3 separate regions of the Homo sapiens genome follow, and all the other regions are linked to region 3. The links are chromatin contacts, found by Hi-C or POLR2A ChIA-PET in ENCODE. All regions are on one chromosome and are shown on one strand. Each heading gives the region's core, a stretch centred on a gene start or an enhancer-like site at or near the end of the contact. The rest is flanking DNA. Distances are from core to core; before and after follow the strand shown. Region 1 holds the start of LYSMD1 (LysM domain containing 1). Region 2 holds the start of SEMA6C (semaphorin 6C). Region 3 holds the start of ARNT (aryl hydrocarbon receptor nuclear translocator).

What was found. Hi-C counts contacts between places; a loop is a spot of excess contacts on that map. ChIA-PET counts read pairs that join two places held with the same protein, here RNA polymerase II (POLR2A). Pooled maps may share reads with other maps.
Region 1: a map of CD8-positive, alpha-beta T cell shows a loop between it and region 3 (10-fold over the local background). The contact joins the promoter of LYSMD1 here to the promoter of ARNT in region 3. A Hi-C loop is called at or near these places in 1 of 168 maps with a recorded cell type or tissue (CD8-positive, alpha-beta T cell) and 11 of 50 pooled maps. POLR2A ChIA-PET finds 5 or more read pairs at or near these places in 4 of 52 experiments (A673, B cell, CD8-positive, alpha-beta T cell and 1 more).
Region 2: a loop to region 3 is called in a map of Right ventricle myocardium inferior, with 3 times the contacts of the local background. The contact joins the promoter of SEMA6C here to the promoter of ARNT in region 3. A Hi-C loop is called at or near these places in 1 of 168 maps with a recorded cell type or tissue (Right ventricle myocardium inferior), 1 of 37 single-sample maps with no recorded cell type and 13 of 50 pooled maps. POLR2A ChIA-PET finds 5 or more read pairs at or near these places in 5 of 52 experiments (B cell, CD8-positive, alpha-beta T cell, activated T-cell and 2 more).

What each region holds. Positions count from the first base shown.
Region 1 is chr1:151,163,916-151,167,271 of GRCh38, reverse strand. LYSMD1 (LysM domain containing 1) reads left to right here and starts at 1,370. Exons shown (of 3, transcript NM_212551.5): 1 at 1,370-2,193. The coding sequence starts at 2,014. TNFAIP8L2-SCNM1 (TNFAIP8L2-SCNM1 readthrough) reads right to left here. Exons shown (of 7, transcript NR_144937.2): 2 at 731-801; 3 at 250-338; 4 at 54-151. SCNM1 (sodium channel modifier 1) reads right to left here and starts at 1,128. Exons shown (of 7, transcript NM_024041.4): 1 at 1,069-1,128; 2 at 731-801; 3 at 250-338; 4 at 54-151. The coding sequence starts at 1,119. RefSeq lists enhancers at 1,080-1,129, 476-1,182, 1,150-1,429, 1,183-1,888.
Region 2 is chr1:151,144,717-151,148,074 of GRCh38, reverse strand. It overlaps SEMA6C (semaphorin 6C), which reads left to right and starts at 1,444. Exons shown (of 19, transcript NM_030913.6): 1 at 1,444-1,642. RefSeq lists silencers at 967-1,026, 1,237-1,696.
Region 3 is chr1:150,875,274-150,879,125 of GRCh38, reverse strand. ARNT (aryl hydrocarbon receptor nuclear translocator) reads left to right here and starts at 2,527. Exons shown (of 22, transcript NM_001668.4): 1 at 2,527-2,583. The coding sequence starts at 2,559. It also overlaps a transcript of LOC107985204 not described here. RefSeq lists silencers at 2,195-2,468, 2,472-2,901.

The sequences.
Region 1 (3,356 bases), core at 121-2,620, 290 kb before region 3:
CTGGTGTGTGCAGCAGGGTCTTGCCTAGAACACACTCTCCACTCTCTGATTACCTCAGCTTTGGTTTCTTCCCTTCTCAATTCATTCTGATGTTTTGGATTCTGCTTTCTTTCCTTTCCCGGCTGCTTCTTGCCATAGAAAAGCTGCAAGCCTGAGGAGAAAGGGAAACAGAATTAAAAGCATAGCACCAAGAGTGGTGTGCAGAGATTTCGAGGGTTTATTCCCCATCCCGTCTTCCCCCTAACTTACTGGACAGATGTTTCTTGCCTGCACGGTGGGCAGTCAGCATGGCCAGGGTGTCCAGTACCGGTCGATGGGGGCAGATGGCACAAGCAAAGCTGAGCAGGGGTAGAGAAGAGGATAAGTGGTCCAGGGGAAGAGGGTTGGGCCCGTCCCTGCCATAGGTCCCACCCTGTCCTAGCAGTCTTTGCAAAACCCAACTCCCTGGTGACCCAATCTCCACTTCTTCCAGTCCTCACTGGCCGCCAAAGAATCCTAGGTACTCCTGCTGTCCTAATTAATAACAAAAGTTTGTTGAAGCCAGGCGTGGTGGCATGCGCTTGTAAACCCAGCTAATCGCGACGCTGAGGAGGCAGGATCACTTGAGCCCTAGAGTTCGAGGGCAGCCTGGGCAGCACCGCGAGACCTCCGTCTCAAAGGAAAAAAAAAAAAAAGTCTATTGAGCCTCTAACCGCAGAACCCTCAGGCTTGAGCCACTCCTTGCTCTTACCGTCCATCCCGAAGCATCAGCGCCTCATCCTCTGGAATGTAACTGGCTAGGAGGTCCCCGACTCTTCTTTTCTGCAGGGAGTAGGGGAAGAAATCCGGACGGGATCAGCGGGATAGGAGAGAGGGGTGGAAGTGAAATTATAGAAATGAGGAGTGAAATGGAATAAGGACCCTGGGGAGAACAGCGATCATAGACCGAAAAAGGAGTCACTACACAGCTCTAAGTCGCCTGGTTCTCTCCTGCACCCCCGAGTTGTTGCCAGAGCAATGAAACAAAGCTCCTTCCCAACCTTCAGGGAGCGACTGAAGCGGCTCCAGATCCTCTCCGCTCACGCTTACTTTGAGCACATTGAGTTGACTCCAATCGTCTCCTTCCCTCTTGAAAGACATCACGACTGTGAGTCCCAGAAGTGATAAATTCTCTGTTCCGGTTTCGCCACTCCTCCAGGCCACCGTAGCAAGAGCGGGACAGCGCCTTCTCTTTTTTCCTTCTCTTCCTGTCGGCCTCCGTACTTCCGGGGACGCACTTCCACGCATGCATTGCGCGATCCGGAAATCCACTCTCTGGTGCTCGGAGGGAACTGCATTTCCTATGGTGCCCTGCGACTCCGCAGACGCGGAGCCTTTTGGGAAATGAAGTCTTTTCTCAAAGACCTTGCCGCTCAACTGGATCCAGGCCCTTGCATCTTGGCGGATCTGAGGCGTTTGGAGGGACAACAACCTAGATGTGGAGCCGAAATTTGAGGGTGTGACCTATCTTATGCGGAGCGGACCTTTGAGGATCTCTGAGTGGAAGGTGTACTACAAATTCTTGCAATCCTCACGCTCTTCGTCTGCGGCGACAGTTCACCTGGGGTGGGCCTGATTTGTTCCTGACTCTAGCAAACAAACCCCGGGACCGGGGAGAGCTGGGATGTTGGAGCGCCCTGAGGCCAGGCTACTTGGGGGCAAACTGAGGAAAGAGTGTTGAGGATTATTTCTAGAGTTCAAAGGTCAGAGGTCAATGTAGCGAGGAGTTGTGGGGGAGTCCAAAGTCGGAGGGGTGCTTAGGGGAGAATTAGGGAGGGACTGAATACTCAAGGGACAGATTTGTGGATAAGTAGCTTGGAGGGAGGAGAAACCGGGAGGGGGCAGATGGCGTAGTGCTGGGGAGGCGGGGACACAGGGGAAGAGAGAGGGGGAAAGGAATCCCCTGAATATTCATTCCCAGACTTCAGGCCTGTCAGTCGCAGTCTCGGTCGTACCTCCCCTAGTTGCAACCTTAGCTGTTGGCAGGGTGAAGAGATGGCTTCCCCGTCTAGACAGCCCCCGCCAGGGGGGTCAGGACTGCTTCAAGGGAGCCGGGCTCGTTCATATGGAAGCCTGGTGCAATCGGCCTGCTCCCCAGTGAGGGAAAGACGCCTGGAGCATCAGTTGGAGCCCGGAGACACCCTGGCTGGACTAGCACTCAAATATGGGGTGACGGTGAGTTTTCCAGGATTGGGGTGAAGACAACAGTCAGGAGGGATTTAGTCCTGAGAAGAATGTAGTGGCCCTTCTAGGTAACCTCCCCTGAAATGTTCCTAATGTGTTGCACTCTGTTCTGCCTTTATCTTTGTTTTCCCATCACAGTGTTGCACAAGTCCTGCCCTACTATTCCAACGGAGAGGAACAGCTCCTATTTTATTATGCCAGACACTGTGCTGAGGGCTTCACATACGTTAGCTCATTTCACCCTCACATCTGTATCAAGTATACATTTATCGTTCCCTTTTGGCAGATGAAGAAACTGAGACTTGGATTGGTTAACCAGTTTGGCTAAGGTCAAATAATGAGCGTCAGATTTGGGATTCAAACAGGTCTGTCTGACTCTATTAACCACACAGAAAATTTTATGTTGAGAGTGATTAAACGTTTACAGCAACTAATGGAGAGCTGATTTTTAGTTCTCAGTTCCTAAAGTGCCCACCTCTCCTTGCTCTTGGTTCCTCCTCAATGCTCTGCCTTCTTTCCAGTAAGGTGGCCTCCTTTGTGCAAAACAGGTACTCTACACCAAGTATTTCAGGTCATGCATGGGGGAAATTGGATAGATGTAAAAATGTACAGCATTGAAGTTGATGGGGTTACTCCCCCTATCCCTGCCCCTGTTTTCTTGTTCCATCTCACTCAAACAAATGTTGAATTTAGCCAACATTTTTATGCTTGCTGTATTTAAAGCACTGTGATAACTTTTCTGGGAGATAGAAACTTAAACTATATGGTTGCTGTCCTCATGTAATTTATGGCCTAATGAGAAATGAACAGGGACACAAATAATGATTACAAGTGACAGAATGTGGTGAGTTTGTAAAGGTATTAACAACGAATAGGGGTCAGGCATGGTGGCTCACCCCTGTAATCCCAGCACTTTGGGAGGCAGAGGCAAGTGGATCACCTAAGGTTACGAGTACGAGACCAGTCTGGCCAACATGGTGAAACCCTGTCTCTACTAAAAATACAAAAATTAGCCGGGCGTGGTGGTGCTCACCTGTAATCCCAGCTACTCAGGAGGCTGAGGCGGGAGAATCGCTTGAACCCAGGAGGGGGAGGTTGCGATGAGCTGAGATCGCACCACTGCACTCCAGCACTCCAGCCTGGGCAACAGAGTG
Region 2 (3,358 bases), core at 195-2,694, 270 kb before region 3:
TCCCTGTTTATCTTCTTCTATTTTTTTTAGATCTGACTTTACTGAGTTACTGTTCATCTTACTGGTTCACCTGGCCTTAAATCTGTCTCTCTGTCTCTCTCTTTCTCTGTATGTGCGTGTGCACATGTGTGTGTATGTTTAGGTCTCTTGTGTACTCGCTGTGGGGCTTAGCCTAGTTGTTGATACTCCCCTCCCTGATCACAGTCCAGTTAAGGCTGGCCTAAAGTGGCAAACCCCTTCCCCCTCCTTTCCTCTAGTCCAGAGTCCAAGATGTGGGTAGAAGTGTTCAGTCAGATAAAACTATCTGAGAATGCCAGTGTCTCCCAGGCCACCCACTTTCCTGGAGAATTTTGAGAATGTCTTTTGTCCCAGCCCCACATAGAGAAGAATCCTACCAGGCAATACCAAGGTACCAAGCAATCCTGTCTGTAGTAGTTTATTCTTCCTCCTCACTGACATTCCCAGGGGCTTTATGAAGGGTGGGGAGGGAGAAGGGGCAGTTTTGCTGTTTGGAGGGATGTCACGGTCCTCTGAGGAAAGGTGGGACGTATGTCTGTGGGGCAGGAAGGCTGTGTGGGTTACTTTATCAAGTCTTAGCGTTGCTACTCTTTGTGCCTTTCTCTGAGTCAGTTAGTCTTGATTTCCACATCTGTTTTGGCTTCAGCCTCTCTCACCTGCCCTCTTCCATTACCCAACAGCCTGACTGCTAGCTAGTTCTTGCCATAGTGGCCCAAACTCATGCTGCTTTGTAGAGGTGGGAGGGGAGGAGATCATGGAAACAAGGGAAACCTCCTGCTGACACCTTCCTTTCCTTTCCCAGGCCTCCAGCCCCCACGCGCATGCTAGGCCTCCTTATCCGGGTCAGGACGAACCAGAGGAGGCCTACGGGGAGAAATAAGGAGACAGAGGGACAACGCATAGAGAGGAGCAACAGAGAGTTGGGGGCAGAGTCAGGGAGATGCGGGATGCGCCCTCGGGAGCAAGGTCGCCCAAGCCGTATAGGAGGGGAAGGGAGGACGGATCGCGCAGGCTCTGACAGCCCAGCCCAGCCCCGCGAGGCTCCCAGGTTTCCTGTCTGTTTCTCCTCCCAGCTCCTCTTCCTCTCTTGGGAAATTTCTCCCCAGAGCCTCTCCTGTGCCAGCCTGTCTCTGCTTCTGTATGTATTTCTTCCTCTGCCCGGTGTCGGCGACTGTCCGTGGGTCTCTCCATCTCGCGTCTGTCTCTGGTCTCCAGTTCAGCCTCCCGGCCTGGCCCTCTGGGTGGACGGTGCTCCTGGCGCCCCTCCCCGGGCAGCACTATTGGCGGAGAGGTGACGAGAAGGCGGTGTCTAGCCGCCCTCCGAGGGCGGGATTAGTCGCGGCGACCCAAAGGCGGGCAGGAGGTGGGCCCGGCTGGGAGGCGGGCGGGGCCACTGGGGCCGAGCCCAGAGCCCCGGGCGGTCGCATTGTTTTCCTCCGCGGATCCGCGGCTGGACTTGGACCCAGGGCTCTCCCGACAGCGCCCTGGAACCCAAATTCAAGCACCATCCAATTCGGACGCTCATCGCATCTCGCCTGAGCACAACCACGGATTGCGAACTCAGCGCAGCGCGTGGCCGCTGGCCGCCCGCGGCGATCTCGATCCCGCTGACCCGAATCCTGGAGCAAGTACCCCGGGCAGGGAAGGGGCTGCGGGGAGGCGGGGAGGGAGCAGGAGGGCGCGGCCGGCGGGGGGCAAGCTTCTGAAGCGCTAGGGGACCAGGGAGGTGTCGGCGCCCGGTGTGCCTGGCTGACGGAGAGGGTCAACGAAATTGGGGTGCAGGGAGGAAGGAGGGACAGTGGCCGAGCCCCGTAACTGTACTGGTGAGAGCAGAGTCTGGGCACCTCGTTCAATTGGGCTTTCGTCGAGTCGCATCCCGCTGGACTGGGAAGCGCGAAAAGGGATTATTTGAGGCGCGCTCCGTAGAGAGCGTGGAAAACCTGGCCCCTTGCTTTCCCAGCAAGGAAACTAGGGCTCCGAGACCCACGGAGAACTAGACCCTCCTGACGCCCCTGAAGGGATGGGAAGAGGGACGCATCGTTCCGGACTTTGTGTCACGGGTGCTCCTCTGTCCTTGTGCAAGCCGGAATCTGAGCACCCTCTGAAGGGTTGGCTCGTGCAAAGAGGCGGCGAATGGGGCCCTCGAGCAACATCGGTCCCAGCGCCTATCTCCTTCCTTCAGCCCGCTCGGCCCGGGGCTTTGTTAGACTGAGGTCTCCCAAGGAGGACATCCGAGCTGGCAACTGCCTCCTGAGCCCACGGTCCCCACTGAGCGCCGGCCTCAGGCCCGCCCTCGTCGGTTCTCAGCCTCTGGCCCTGTTTCCCTGGCCTGGGAGACCCGCCTCCGCTCCCCAACCCCCGCTCCTATCCCCTCTTCGTCTGCGCCTGCAGGCCCCTCCAGCCCCTCCTCTCGCTAACGTGGCTCTGGGACCCGGTCCCGGCCCAGACTCTGCTACCGGCCCCTCCTCGGAGCCCCGGATCCGGTGAGGGGGAGACAGGTCGAGCCCCTGGCCCTAGGCCCACCTCTTTTCGAGGCTTTAGACACCTGGATTGTCCTGGTTGGGGGTTGGGTGGGAAGGAGGGTAGGTGCTGAGTGTGGGGCTAAGAGCTAAGAGTGGGGGAAATGGCTTGGAGAAAGGAAAGCTCCGGTTCCACAGGCTCCTTGGCGCGACCCTGCTCCCTCTGAGGAAGGTGGACTGGGGCGGGCGACCAGCCCAAAGGCTTCCTGCTATTGTCCCCAGCCCAGTCTCCCCTTCTCCATCCCTTCCACAGCTCTCCTAGACTCTGGCTGTGACCCCAGCCATTCCCCAGAGGTGGCTTCGGGGCCAGGAGAGAGAAGGGCTGTTTCCTCTTCCCAGCAACGGGAGGATCTGGAAAGGGGAGAGTCGGCCAGGTCTCTCCCATGTGCTTCAGATGGGGTGTGTGAAGCAGCTCGGATTCTTCCAGGGCAGAGTGATCTTTTCTCCAGGCCAGGAGTTGAGGAGCTGACCAGATGCTGCTTCCCAGAAACAGCTACAAGAAGCCCTCTTAAAGGTGTATCATAGTTGAGTCTAGAAGGCCAATGCAAAGGCCAGCCAAGTGTTTGTAGAGGCTGGACTAATCCAGCCTAAAGTGGGGTGTGAGTGTGTGTGTGTGTAGACTGAGTGGAAGGGAGGCACAGCCTGCTCTCTCAGGGAGGAAGGAAAGGGTTGAGGGTGCTTGCTATCAGATCATTTTGCCTGGAAATGAAGAGCATGTAAATGAGATGCAAATTAGCCTCTATTGTCCCTAGCTAAGGCGCTTTTGCTAAGAAGGCTGTTGGATTCTGAGGGCCTTAACATGGGAGTGGTCGCCATGCCCC
Region 3 (3,852 bases), core at 1,278-3,777:
TCTACCAATTTTTTTCTACAGAAATGTAACTTGATCTCTTTTAACCACAAAATGTATCCACATCATACAGGAAAACATTTTGCATTTATTCTGGAAAAATCCATTTTACTTGGTAAAGAAGCTACAGCATTTTTTTTTTTTTTTTTTTGAGATGGAGTCTTGCTCTGTCGCCCAGGCTGGAGTGCAGGGGCACCTCGGTTCACTGCAACCTCTGCCTCCCAGGTTCAAGCGATTCTCCTGCCTCAGCCACCGGAGTAGCTGGGATTACAGGCACGCGGCACCATGCCCGGCTAATTTTTGTATTTTTAGTAAAGATGGGGTTTCACCATGTTGGCCAGGCTGGTCTCGAACACCTGACTTTGTGATCCGCCCTCCTTGGCCTCCCAAAGTGCTGGGATTACAGCCACCCCGCCCAGCCCAGCCAATGTATTTCTTTTGGGTGGATGATTTTTTTCTTTTTGGTGACTTATAAATATAACAACAAAATGAAAGAAAAATGAAATTTTAACAGATGTAAACAATAATATGTAAATTATGTTAAAATACCTTTGCAGTAAACTAAATAAGTGGATCAATGTAATCTGCGCAGTACATATACAACTTCTAAGAATGCAAAGCTGTTCAATAGCATAATGGGATTTTTGTTAAAATTTTAATTAAATTTGTATTAAACATTTTGTGAGCGATACATGAAAATGGAAGTACTTTGTAGTGCTAAAATTGTAGTGCTAAAATAGGGGGATGGGTGGAACAGGTTTCCAGTGTCAGACTCCTTTAGTTTGCCTCCCACATTACTTACCTGCTGGATGTCCCTTGCTTACCCTCTTTGTTTCTGTTTCCTTAATTGCAAAATGGAAATAGCAGTAGAACCTACCTCATCGTTGTTGTGAGGATTAAATGAGTAAATACATATAAAGCATTTTGGACAGTGCCTACCTCGAATAGCTCAATGCTTCCTATTACCAGGAAACAAAAATTAGCCGGGCGTGGTGGTGCGCGCCTGTAATCCCAGCTACTCAGGAGGCTGAGGCAGGATAACTGCTTGAACCCGGGAGGGAGAGGTTGCAGTGAGCCAAGATCGCACCACTGCACTCCAGCCTGGGTGATGGAGCAAGACTCCGTCTCAGAAAAAAATAAAGAAAAAAGAAAATAAATCTGCACAGCCATCATCTTATTGATTCCCTATTAAAAACTCCTCACTGGCCAGGTGTGGTGGCTCACGCCTGTAATCCCAACAGTTTGTGAGACCGAGGCGGGCAGATTGCCTGATGTCAGGAGTTCGAGACCAGCCTGGCCAACGTCGTGAAACTCCATCTCTACTAAAAATACAAAAAACATTAGCCAGGCGTGTGGCGTGCGCCTGTAATCCCAGCTACTCAGGAGACTGAGGCAGGGGAATTGCTTGAACCGGGGAGGTGGAGGTTGCAGTGAGCCGAGATTGCGCCACTGCACTCCAGCCTGGGCGACAGAGAGAGACTCTGTCTCAAAAACAGACAAACAAAACTCCTCACTCTGTCCCTGTCACTGACCAAAGAAGTTACCCATTCTCAAATTACTTTCTTCATCTATTGCCTCCAATTTTGGCTGGCAATATCTCCCATACCAAACCGTTAACACCTGGATCCTTTTAGACTACCGGTTCCATAGCAGGCATTCAAAAGTTAGTCATTTAACTTTTTCACCAGGGACAAAAGTCCTTAAAAGAGGAAAAAAACTGGAAAGGATTACAAATCACCATGTGATGTTTAGGTGCTCTTTAGCACCTAAAGAGGATTTACAAGATACATTGTCTGCACGGCAACCACTCAGACGAATCCACCACCAAGCGAAGGTTTTTAGTAAAATATCCTTTTTTTTTTTTTTGAGACGGAGTTTCGCTCTTGTTGCCCAGACTGGCGTGCAGTGGCGCTATCTCGGCTCACTGCAACCTCTGCCTCCCAGGTTCAAGCGATTCTCCTGCCTCAGCCTCCCAAGAAGCTGGGATTACAGGCATGCGCCACCACGCCCGGCTAATTTTGTATTTTTAGTAGAGACGGGGTTTCGCCATGTTGGCCAGGCTGGTTTCGAACCCCTGGCCACAGGTGATCCGGCCGCCTCGGCCTCCCAAAGTGCTGGGATTACAGACGCGAGCCACCGCGCCCAGCCTAAAATACCCATTTTAATTGCATTTCAATGACGTTACTCGGTCATTGACCTCTTACGCAAGGAGGGCGAGATTAGGGAGACAGCTGGACTTCTTCCTCGCCCTCCCTTCACTGGACTGGCTGGCGCAGTGAGTAGCCCTGCCCTTGGACGATTTGGCATTTTCATTGGTCAATTTTTCTTAGGAGGCTGGCCGTGTGTTGACTCCGCCTACTATATAGGCGGGGTCTCCCCGCCGCAGGGGCTGGGATGCTGGGGGCTGCTGAAGCCGCCATCTTGGATTCCGCGGTAGCGGAGGCGGCGGTCAGGCGCCGCTTCTGGGGAGTGGCCTTTCTTTTCCCCTCCCTCCCGGTTCGGTGGCGGCGGCTCCTCCCACTGGGGGGGGGGGTGGCGCGGCGGCGGTGGCATCTGCGGCCATGGCGGCGACTACTGCCAACCCCGGTGAGGAGACGGAGGACTGGGGCGCCTCTAAAGGGGAGGGGCCGAAGGGGCTGACAACTAAGGAGACCCAGGGCTGAGGGGACGCAGCTGGAGCTGAAGGCGCCGGGGCGGGGCGGGGGCCGCGAGAGACGGTGGGGGAGCGGTGACCTGGGGAGGGGCCCGATCCCGGGGACTTGGGTAGACTCGAGTATACCCAAGGGAGCGAGGGGGCAGGTGGGAGTTGAGGGGGGCTCCCTGTCCTGACCTCCGTTGGAGCGGCAGCCAGTGCGGGGCTGGCCCGCCCTCACTCCTCGGTCGGCGTCTGGTCTGTGATGTGGTCCTCTTTTAACCCTCTGCCCGCTGGAGCCGCTTGATGCCGAAAACTGTAGGCAGAGTGTCTCGGTTTACTTTAAGAGTAGTTTGGATTCATAAACCCTGGACCACACTGCTCTTTAGTTGAGGCGTTGCTTCCAAACATTTAAAGGTTTAGATTTTAATTTAAAAAATAAAAAATGGACATTCTTTGATATATACGACGTTTCTTTAGGCTGTTACCTCCCACCCGCAACCCCCGTCCCCGTCTCCGTCCCCGGACTATACTTTGAAACTTAGATCTTGTGTTAAGAGGGCCTGTAGGTCTTTGCCTGCTGAGGGCAGGGGTTTGTGTAATGGTTATGGTTCCGGACAGGTCTTTAGTTCCACAGCCCCAGGTTTAAATCTTGTTAGGCCTACGTCGAGGCAATTTCCAAACTCTTTCAGAAAAGTTTGATTCCACACCATTTCTCAATTTCAAAAAATAATCAAATATCAAAAAGGTTTGGTCTGTTTTGTCTAAGAGATGGAGTAGGGTGTAGTGCAGTTCTAGAGAGATCAGATCTTCAAATTACTAGTCCCAGCCCTCTTTCCTCTATGTTACAGTTATTCCTCTTTAGAAGGCATTTCATTTTAGGGGTCTAGTTTATCTTGGAGACCTTGGTTATTCTTGCCAAATAAAGTCTATCCTTTTCCAAAAACCAATATATTTGATAGCCTTAAAAAGGGCCTTGAGATATGTGTGTGTGTTGCGTGGGGCGGAGAATTTCTTGAAAATAAAACAGTAGGAGTGATTACCCCCATCCCCACGTTGAAATTTAAATTAGATTTTTTTTCATGTTACTGAAAGGCAGTATGATTTTGCAATATCCAGATTTTGATAGGACAGTTGAATCACTGAAATTTCTTTTCTACCGTGTTTCTGGGAATAGCTATTTTAAGAAATGGTTAATTTGTCACGTCATTTTTTTTTAATCT